2 separate regions of the Homo sapiens genome follow, and region 2 is linked to region 1. Evidence: read pairs that join two places in POLR2A ChIA-PET (ENCODE). Cell type or tissue: PC-9. All regions are shown on one strand. Each heading gives the region's core, and the rest is flanking DNA. Links, peaks and the distances in the headings are about the cores only.

Region 1 (5,304 bases), core at 152-5,151:
CCTAAGGCCACAGGATTAGAAGTTAGGGTATTTAACTAAATAGTTCAAGATATAGCTGCCTTTATTAAACCAATATTGATGTTTCATTATTAAAAAATTATACAAGCAAAGATTATTCTGTTTGGATTGAGTTATAGTTTTGTACCCTCTATGCCAAATTTTGACACCTTATAGTATTTGGCAGAGATAAGTATGAAATTGTGGCCAGGCACAGTGGCTCATGCCTGTAATCCCAGCACTTTGGGAGACCAAGGCAGGCAGATCACCTGAGGTCAGGAGTTCGAGACCAGCCTGGCCGCTGCACTCCAGCCTGGGCGACAGAGTGAGACTCCGTCTCAAAAAAAAAAAAAAAGAAGAAGAAAGTGGCCATCCTGCAAGCCACATAACTCACACTCTGCAAGGCTTAACTTCTCCCTTGGCATCATAAATTTAGAGTCCTGCAATTTTTTTTTAACAGATCCAAAGTATTTGGTACTATAGAGAAGGGAAACATGGCTTCCCTCCACCTTTCATGGTTCTTTGGCTGGGCTATGAATTAAATTGACATGAAACTGAGTAACAGGAGAGAAACCATATTTAATTACATATCTGTGCGTGGAAATCCCACAAAATATGAGACTCAAAGAAGGGTCAGATGATTGAAGTTTAAGGAATAGGGTCTTAGGGCTTTGGGGGATTGGCGGAGACACAGTTATGGGAGGGTGAGGGGAAGAATTATTGTATGGTAAATAATGGTTGTCTTCCTGTGCAGATAAAAGTCTGTCTGGTGGCCAGTGTAGTGGCTCAAGCCTGTAATCCCAGCACTTTGGGAGGCAGAGGCAAGAAGATCACCTGAGGTCAGGAGTTCGGGACCAGCCTGGCCAACATGGTGAAACCTTGTCTCTACTACAAATACAAAATTAGCTGGGCATGGTGGCGTGCGCCTATAATCCCAGTTACTTGGGAGGCTGTGGCAGGAGAATCACTTGAACCCGGGAGGCGGAGGCTGCAGTGAGCCGAGATTGCAGCATTGCACTCCAGCCTGGGCAAAAAAAAGTGAAATTGTATCTTAAAAAAAAAAAAAAAAAAGAAAGTCTCTAGGGTAATTCTTCTGGAGCAGCCTTTTTCCTGATACAGGCACCTTTACTAATGTAGATTTCCTTGATAGATGTAAATTTCTTTTACCAAAGAATAGCTTTCCAGAGCTACTCCTGTGTCTGCAGTTTCTCTGAATAACCAGCTCAAAGTATGTCAAAGAGGTGTATTTGGGGGTGGCACATTCTGGTTTCCCAGAGTCATATTTTGGGGGTGTGTATGTCCTGAGCCCCAACAGTGGCAACACTTCCTGAACACCTGCCTGCTAAGCGAGGGGTCTGGCCCCTTCCCTAGTGCCTGCTCACCTCTCGCCCCAAGCATTAGCCTGGAGAGTGATTGATTGCTTGTTAAGTAAATGAATGTCTTGGAAAATAACACAACAGGCAGGCCAGAATTATTTGTAGAAGTCAATATGCACTGAGCATTTACTAGGTGTCAGAATCTGTGCAATATGTTTTACATCCATGGAGGCACCAATTTGAGTCTGCATTCACATCCTGGCCCTGCACTTACAGGCCGTAGCACTGTGAGCAACCACTTTTGTAAAGTTAATGAGAGGCCATCAGGCTGGGGAAAGAAGAGGAGCCTGGGTCCTCCTAAGGTGTAGACATAAATGATTGCCAGCCATTATTCTGGAGGTTATAAGATATGCAACTTCCCCAATTACTCCTGCAAATAACACCACTGTTGCAGGTTGGCCTTTTGAGATATCTTTCCAGTTGGTGTTTTTTTTTTGTTTTTTGTTTGTTTGTTTGTTTGTTTTTGTTTTATTGAGACAGAGTCTTGCTCTATTGTCCAGGCTGGAGTGCAACGGCGCGATCTCGGCTCACTGCAACCTCCGCCTCCCGGGCTCAAGCAATTCTCCTGCCTCAGTCTCTCCAGTAGCTGGGATTACAGGTGTCCGCCATCATGCCCGGCTAATTTTTGTATTTTTAGTGGAGACAGGGTTTCGCCATTTTGGTCAGGCTGGTCCTGAATTCCTGACCTCAGGTAATCCACCCGCCTCGGCCTCCCAAAGTGCTGGGATTACAGGCATGACCCACCACGCCCCGCCATCTTTCCAGGTTTTTTGCAGATTTGACACCCATGGCTCCACCTAAACCTGATGTCTCCACCAGGACCGCCAACCCTGCTCCTGTGGCCCCCCCCCCAAAAGCGATTCAGCCTGTAGGAGCACAGCTTCAACCCCCTATGATTTCATCTCCACCCCAACCAATCAGCAGCAAGCACCTGTTACCTGGCCACCCCCAACTCTTCCCCTATACTGCCTTTGAAAAACCCCTCACCTACAAGCTTTGAAGATGATTTGGGAACAAACTCATTTCCCCTGTGGCATGGCCAGCCTCATGGTCTTTCTTTATGCAGTGGGCAGAAAGAACCCCTCAGGTGGTTACAGTATTTGTCAGGGTAGCTCAGTGTGCATCAGAGACCAGTTCTGCCATATACAAGGTGTGTGACCTACACAAGGCTCTCGACTTCTCTGGGCCTGTTTCTTCATCTGGAAAATAGGGATAGTAATAGCATCTCTCCAAAAGGCCATGAAGATTAAATGCATTAATTTCTCTCAAGCCCCAAGAACATGCCTGACACTGAGTCAGCTCAGTGCACACTGGCAGTTAGGATTTCTGTCCTATGAAGAGGGCACTATTATTATCCCCGCTTTCCACATGACTTACTGAAGCACCAGTATTTGAACTGTTTTTGCTCCAGGGAACTCTCTTCCTGTGTGAAAGGAATTATGGAGATCTCAGGGTGATGCCAGAACCAACTGTTTGCACATAGCTTTTGTCAACTGGGGATCAACCCTCATGAAATCTGGGTGGCAGAGAGCCTCAATAAAGCAAGCCCTTTATTATACAGTTCTACCATCTGGATCCTCCTCCTAGCTGGGCTGTAGGGCAGATCAGAGACACATAGTAGGCGCCTGGTCTTGCCGGGAGCCACACCCACCCTCCGCCTGCCTTTCCCCGAGCTCTGGGCGGGGACAGCTTTATACAAAACGAGCTGCCTCTGGCCCCTCCCATGCAGAGCGGCTGGGGAACTGGACCAGCAGGTAAGTGGGCAAAGCGGGGCGGCTCAGGCCTGTGAGGGTGCAGCTGCAGCTACCAAGGCTGCCTGCTAGCTAGGAGCATGGGACACTGACCAGGATATGGCAGGGGCACTTATCTGGAGCCAGCAGGTGTCCCGTGGCCTTTCCCCTAGTTTCAGGCTGCCATGTCGGGAGAGTCCAAAGAGATAGGAGGGAAGAAAGGTTTCCTCCTCAGCTGGCATGTGGAGTCAGGACAGGCTGAGCCATCCAGGTGAAAGATCAAAGGGACAGGAGGGAAGAAAGGTTTCCTCCTCAGCTGGCATGTTGGAGTCGGGACAGGCTGAGCCATCCAGGTGAATTCCAGACCCCTGGTGCCTCCAGACCAAAAGGCTGGGCCCATGCTGGGTGTCATGGCTCACGCCTGTAATCCCAGCACTTCTGGAGACTGAGGCAGGTGAATCGCTTGAGCTCAGGGAGTTCAAGACCAGCCTGGGCAACGTGGCGAAACTCCATCTATACAAAAAATACAAAAATTACCCAGGTCGGACGTGGTGGCATGGGTTAATAGTCCCAGCTACTCAGAGGCTGAGGTGGGAGAATCGCATGAGCCAGGAAGGTTGAGGCTGCAGTGAGCTCAGATCATGCCACAGCACTTCAGCCTGGGTGACAGAGCGACATCCTGTCTTAAAAAAAAAAAAAAAAAAAAAAAAGACTGGGCCCCCACTGACTTTACCCAGGGCCATCTCCATGCTATCTCGGAACAACTTGACCAGGCTGAAGCCGCAGGAGCCTGGGAAGGAGGCTGGGAGTTGGGATGGACGTGGAGGGGAGGGGAACTGGCCTGGGGGAGGCTGCTCCACCAAGGTCAGCCCCATGGGAGGCCTGAAGCCCTTCCTGGCCTTGGGAGGGAGGAGAAGGGGGAAGAGAACTCACTGTCCGCTTCTACTGGCCAGGCTGAGCGCCTGTTATCTCATTCCCTTTTTCCTGGTCTGCTGAGCCCAGAAAGGCTGGGCATTCCCAGACCCTTTCACAGATGGAGAAACCAAGGCCTAGAGAGGGTGAGCAGCTGACCTGAGGTTGCACAGCCGGTGAGCACAGGCCTGAATGTCTGCCACAGCCTGAGATCAGGGGTGGGGCAGGGTTCGGGGAAGCACTATCTCCTCTCTGGGCCTTGGTTTCCCCACCTGTGCAATAGGGACATTGAGTTGGGATGAGTTTCAGGGGAACTCTGAGGTCCCAGCAACAAGAGGTAGAGATGGCCTTCTGCTACATGTGGCTGTGAACAGTGAGGGTGGCTGAGGCCAGGCTCCCAGCGCCCCAGCTGCCTCCTGCCTCCTGGCACCTCCCTGCCTCCCTCTCAGCCGCAGCTTCTCATTTTTCCCTGTCTCTGTGCCTCTGTTGTCCTTTCTCCCCATTTCTGCTTCTAGCTTTCGGTTCTTTCTGTCTCTTTGTCTCAGTCTCTTCTCTCTCACTCCCCTTCATCTCCCCCATCTCTCCCTGTGGGTTTTGTGGTTTTGACCTCTCAGCCTCCCTTCTTCATGGGCTCAAAGTCAGTCCATTCCTACCCACTCTCATGAGGGTGAGGCCAGGCCCTAAGTAGACGCCTACAGGCCTCACTAAGTTCTCCAGGAGCCTGGAACCCAGGAAAGAATTGGCTCAGACCCTTGCCCAGGAGTGAGATGTATCCAGTGTCAGGCTGCCACCTGGCACTGCCCCAGGGGTCACCCTGGCCAACACAACCCTCATAGCTGAGGCGGGTTTCCTCCAGTCTGGCCCACAGGGCTAGGTGCCTACCAGCTGGCAGATTATCCCTGCAGAGCGAGAACCCAGCCATGGTGCCAGGAGCTCAGGTGGCCCAGCCCGTGGCAAGCCAGATGGTCACCTGGGCACTGGGGGAGAGGACAAGCCCCCGCTCACATGGAGATTACACTCCAATGGGAGAGACCAGCGCTCAACAGATAGACACAGATAAACTCCCGTAACTGAGCTGGTGTCAGTAATACTTTGATGGAGGAAAACAGAGGGCAGGAGAATGTGGAGGGGGGCGGGGGACATTGGGTGGGATGGAAGCTGCCTGAGCTCCCTGGAGGAGATGGCCCAGCCCACACAATGACGGTGCACTGGCCCTGGTCAGAACCCCACTCCCAATTCTCTTCACTTTCTTGGGCTGGGGGCTCACAGCTTTTGATGCAAGAATGCAA
Region 2 (5,304 bases), core at 253-5,252, 180 kb before region 1:
GAGTGCGAGGTGTTAATGAGATGGGTGGGGAGGGGGAGGAAACAGCACTTGCAAAATCCTGGAGAAGCTATTCATGGGGGCGCCAGCCCTGGAATTGCTAAGCCTCCTAAGCTGTCAGATCCTGGAACATGTGGACTCAGCCCTGGGGTCTGATGGCTCCCACTCAGCCCCCCATGACTCCCACCCTCACCCATAGCCATAGCCAACCTACCATCCACAAGGTGGAATGGATCCTCCAGCCAGACTTGTAGCTGAAGAAGCCTTCTCGCAAGTGGGTCTTCTAGTCCTTGCTGTTTTACCCGCTGCCCCTCCTTACCCCCCACTGCAGAACCCTCCCAGCCACAGAGTCCTCCCATCGAAGGCCCAGCAGAGAGAAGCTGTCCACCTTATCCTGCCTGAACTCCTGATCCACAGAACCCAGGAACATGATAAAATGGTTGTTTGTTTATGCCTCTGAGGTTGAGGAGGTTGTTTCATGCAATGGACAGCTGGAATGGGGTTTATGGTGGCACCTCTCTCCTAGAGTGGGAGGCAGGGAAGTGAGGTGGGTAAGAGCAGACAGAAGATCACGAATCCCGTCGCCGCCAGTGACGCCAGCTATGAGCCTTTAGGCAAGATCCTGTATCTCTCCCTGTGCCTCAGTTTTCTCATCTTCTTTTTTTTTTTTTTTTTTTTTTTGAGACGGAATCTCGCTCTGTCGCCCAGGCTGGAGTGCAGTGGCGCGATCTCGGCTCACTGCAAGCTCCGCCTCCCGGGTTCATGCCATTCTCCTGCCTCAGCCTCCCGAGTAGCTGGGACTACAGGTGCCCACCACCACGCCCGGCTAATTTTTTCTATTTTTTGGTAGAGACGGGGTTTCACCGTGTTAGCCAGACTGGTCTCAATCTGACCTCGTGATCGCCTGCCTTGGCCTCCCAAAGTGCTGGGATTACAGGCGTGAGCCACCGCACCCGGCCCAGTTTTCTTGTCTTTAAAGGGGGATAATAAAAGTACCCCTCTTGGTGTCACTGTGAAGTTAAAATACGTGAATACATGAGAAAGGCTTCATAATAAGTACTCAATACAATTTTTAAGATGATTATATCTCTTTCATTTCTTCATTCAACAAACATTTCCTAAGCACTAACTCTGAGCCAGGAACTGTGCCAAGCATTTCACATTAAAAACTTAAATTCATCCTCCTCAGAGCCATCTGAAGTGGGTTCTATTATTCTTTCCACTTTTTACAGAGGGGGAATCCGAGGCTCAGAAAGTAAGTAGTGGAATGGGAACTCAAAACCCTTGCCCTCCACCAGGCGACTACTCCATGAGCGGGCATCCACAGGCACAGTCCCACTCAGCCTGAGAAGATGAGCCTCAGGGAGAATCAGCGTGTCCAGAGCGGCACTGCCGTGTCGTCGGCTCAGCGCTGTCCCCGTGTGGCAAAAATGCCTCATCCAGAAAAGGAACTCCAAACACCCTTACTCAAATTAGATGACAATAAAGCCACACAGAGCTACCATTTTCCACCTATCTGATTGGCTAAGAGCCATAAAAAAGAAAAAAAAAGAAAATGAAACCACAGGGCCTGGGCTGGGTGGGGGTAAGCCGCCACCCTCCCCTACCTTCCTCAGGAGAGGGTGACTTGACCCAGCCTCTACAGAAGGTGAGTTGACATCTATTCAAATCACAGCGCACATGTCCCCTGACCCAGCAATCCACCTCTAGGGATTCATCCTCCAATTAGCCTGGCCCAGGGCCAGGCGCAGTGGCTCACGCCTGTAATCCCAGCACTTTGGGAGGCCGAGGCAGGCGGATCACGAGGTCAGGAGATCGAGACCATCCTGGCTAACATGGTGAAACCCCGTCTTTATTAAAAAATACAAAAAAATTAGCCGGGCACGGTGGCGGGCACCTGTAGTCCCAGCTACTCAGAAGGCTGACGCAGGAGAATGGCGTGAACCTGGGAGGCAGAGCTTGCAGTGAGCTGAGATAGCGCCACTGCACTCCCGCCTAGGCGAAAGAGTGAGATTCTGTCTCAAAAATAAATAAATAAATAAATAACAATTAGCCTGGCCCACATGCTGCAGAACAAGTGTACCTGCTTACACAGCTGTTCCCTGCAGTCCTGTGTATGATCACAAAATGCTGGAAACATCCTAAATATCTAGAGGACAGGCATTGCGATACAATGTCACAGCACTCAGTGCAACACCGCATGGCCGAGAAGCACCACGAGGAAGGATTTGACACAATGACGGGGCAGTCCCTGAGACGAATTGCCAAGTGAAAAAAGCAAGTTGCAGAACAGCGCGCATAGTAAGCCCCCACGCGGGGGGACGGGAAGGAGGGAAAATACACGTGTGTACGATTCATGAATGCACAAAACCTACAGGTGACAAAACACTCTAGAAACCAGTAACAGTGATGGCTCTGGGTGGGGAGAGGTTAGAGTGGATGGAAAGAGAGGAGGCTTACCTTTATCTTTGGTCCCTTTTGAATTTTTAGCCATGGGAATATACTACCAAGTCGAGAAAAACAAAAATGAAATACTTAGGAGACATTTTGAAAACTGATCTTTAAATACTCTTAATAAGGATTTAAATGGCTTTGACATAAATTCCAAAATGAGGCATTTTTCGGAGAGTGCCTTGAAGACAGACACATCCTTTAGCTTAAGAAGTGAGTCTCCACATTTAACCCCTGGGTGTGGTGCCCCAGCTGCCTGCCAAAGAGTGAGGGTCCAGCCCTGGGGTGAGCCGCTGCATGCTGTAGCTGTCCCAAGATCCACTTCCTCTCGTCCACACAGGTCCCACCCATCTCCACCTGCTGCACAGGTGTAGTATTAAACTTCTGCTAACACATGGTCCAGACAGACTCAGGGGTGGTCTGTACCTATGCTCACTGGGGTCCCTCAGTCCACCCCAAAGTGGAGAAGATAGAGTCCCCCAGCAAGTCACACGACCTGGGTGTGTATCAGAGCTCTATGTGCAGCTGGCGGCTTGACTTTGGATGAGTCGCTAACCCACTGAGCCTCCCTTTTTGCAGCTGCAAAGGAGACAGAAGCAATAAGTCGCCTTCCCAGGGGTGGTAGAGGACGAAATGATATGAGGCATGTAAAGCCTTGGCACACAGTAGGGCTAAGTAATGCTCATGCTCAATATTCTAACTCCATTCATTCTTTCATTTGCTCATCAATCCCCTTGACCCCCAGTCGAATCTGTCCTTCAGCCTAGACATTCCTTCTCCAGGAGGCCTTATCTGATCCGCCATCTCTTCCCCAATCGGAAGTCACTCTTCCTCCTGTGACCCCATCTCCCTCCTGTGATCCCATCTGCCTCTGGTGATCCTATCTCCCCCATGTGACTCCCTCCCTTCCCTCCTCCGAAGCGCCATCAGATACCTTGGACCATGGCAGATCTCTATTCAGTCTAAGTCCTGTCACTGTATGGGCCACAAGAGAGCGGCACTGACCAGGAAGCAGAAGGAGCCAGGCCTGAATTCAAGGCTGGAGAGAATACACGCACCGCTCACAGCTGGGCGGCCCTGCTGTGCACCGGACACCTTGCTGCGTGCCAGGCACCTGGCTGAGCACTCTGCATGGTTTCGCTCATCGGAGCCTCGAGGGTTCCCCATGAGAAAGGCACTACTATCGCCACCCTTCCATCATCCCCCATTTTACCTGCTGTATCGTATTTATTTTTTTACTTGGACTTAGGGTGCCAAGACCTGGGTTAAACATCCTCATCAATTCTGCAAACTGTCTGTTGCACAGTTGGATTGAATTGGATTTCGCTCTTGATGCTCTTCTGCCCTTTCCCCTCCCCCTCCCCCCAGGCATCTGCTCCTGTGAGTCTGTTCTCTGGGCTTGAATGTGTGTGAATCCTTTTAACGCGTGTAGGGATGTTCTGTAGCTTGTGAGTTTTTTTCATTCATAGAAATGGGCCGGGCCTGGTGGCTCACGCTTGTCATCCCAGCACTTTGAAAGGCTGAGGCGGGTGGATCACCGGAGGTCGGGAGTTCGAGTTCAGCCTGGCCAACATGGCGAAACCCCGTTTTTACTAAAAATACAAACATTAGCTGGGCGTGGTGGTGCATGCCTGTAATCTCAACTACTCCGGAGGCTGAGGCAGGAGAATCGCTTGAACCCAGGAGGCGGAGGTTGCAGTGAGCCGAGATTGCGCCACTGCACTGCAGCCTGGGCGAAAAAGTGAGACTCTGTCGCAAAAAAAAAAAAAAAAAAAAAAAAAAAAAAAAAAAATCACAGAAATGGTCGTGTGCTACAGATTTCCCCGTCTTCTATTTTTTTTTTCTCTCATGCACCTGGTGTTTTTTATTTTTACTTTTTGGTTTTCTTTTTCATCTGGTTTTTTATTCATTTTATTCTTGTATTTATTTATTTATTTATTTTTATTATTTTTTTGAGATGGAGTCTCACTCTGTCGCCCAGGCTGGAGTGCAGTGGTGTGATCTTGGCTCACAGCAGCCTCAGTCTCCCAGATTCAAGCAATTCTCCTGCCTCAGCCTCCTCAGTAGCTGGGATAATAGGTGCGCACCACCACACCTGGCTAATTTTTGTATTTTTAGTAGAAATTGGGTCTCATCGTGTTGGCCAGGTTGGTCTTGAATTCCTGACCTCAAATGATGCACCTGCCTCAGCCTCCCAAAGTGCTGGGATTCAGGCATGAGCCACCGCACTCATCCCTTATCTGGTATTTTTTAGAGGCCCCTGCAGTTTGCTTTTCCTGGCATCTACATGGATTCTCACCTACTGCTCACATCCTCAAACACCATCACAGTGACCCATGACCTCGAATGGGCTCCTTCTGGAGCTGCAGGAGAATTTCTCTGGGGTATACACTCAAGAGGAAAATGCCTGGGTCATCAGATATACTCTTTCTTAGGCTCTTAGGTACTAAACCAGTCCAAACACCCAGCAGCAGAACATGGAATTCCCATCGCCCACACCCTCATGAATACTTGGAAGTTCCTGACTCTACTATTTGCTAATCCAGGGAATGGAGGTAAAGGGTGTGCCTCACTGCTATTTAGCTCTTGTTTCTCCGACTACTACTGAGGTTGAGCATCTTGTTGCTTGCTTGTTTGCCGCATTTTACAGGTGAGGCAACTGAGGCTCAGGGCCCTAGGTCGTAGGAGGTGGAGCCAAGCACACAGCCAGGTCTGTGAGAGGCCGAGACCCTGCTCTGAGTCCTCACACTGGGGAGCCTCCTCCACATCAACAGTGATGCATTCATCATCCAACAGTTCAAGTATGATTGCTCGCACCTTCATGATCTTAGGGGACTGTGGTAGGGGGCAATGGCT

What was found. Peaks named below come from ENCODE experiments on the same cell type or tissue, not always from the same donor. Only the 100,000 strongest peaks of a DNase experiment are listed, where the experiment ranks them.
Region 2: POLR2A ChIA-PET joins it to region 1 with 12 read pairs; 3 of 35 experiments call an interaction of 5 or more read pairs at or near these places.

The regions. Positions count from the first base shown.
Region 1 is chr20:773,778-779,081 of GRCh38, reverse strand. It overlaps a transcript of SLC52A3 not described here. Among named protein-coding and RNA genes, the nearest start is that of SLC52A3, 7.9 kb to the right of the region's middle. RefSeq lists an enhancer at 2,623-3,325. In PC-9, for the core only: no CTCF peak of the experiment used is centred there; a DNase peak (open chromatin) is centred at 3,211; H3K4me3 peaks cover 929 bases.
Region 2 is chr20:950,067-955,370 of GRCh38, reverse strand. No RefSeq gene overlaps it. Among named protein-coding and RNA genes, the nearest start is that of ANGPT4, 36 kb to the right of the region's middle. RefSeq lists an enhancer at 3,049-3,549. In PC-9, for the core only: a CTCF peak has its summit at 1,413; no DNase peak of the experiment used is centred there.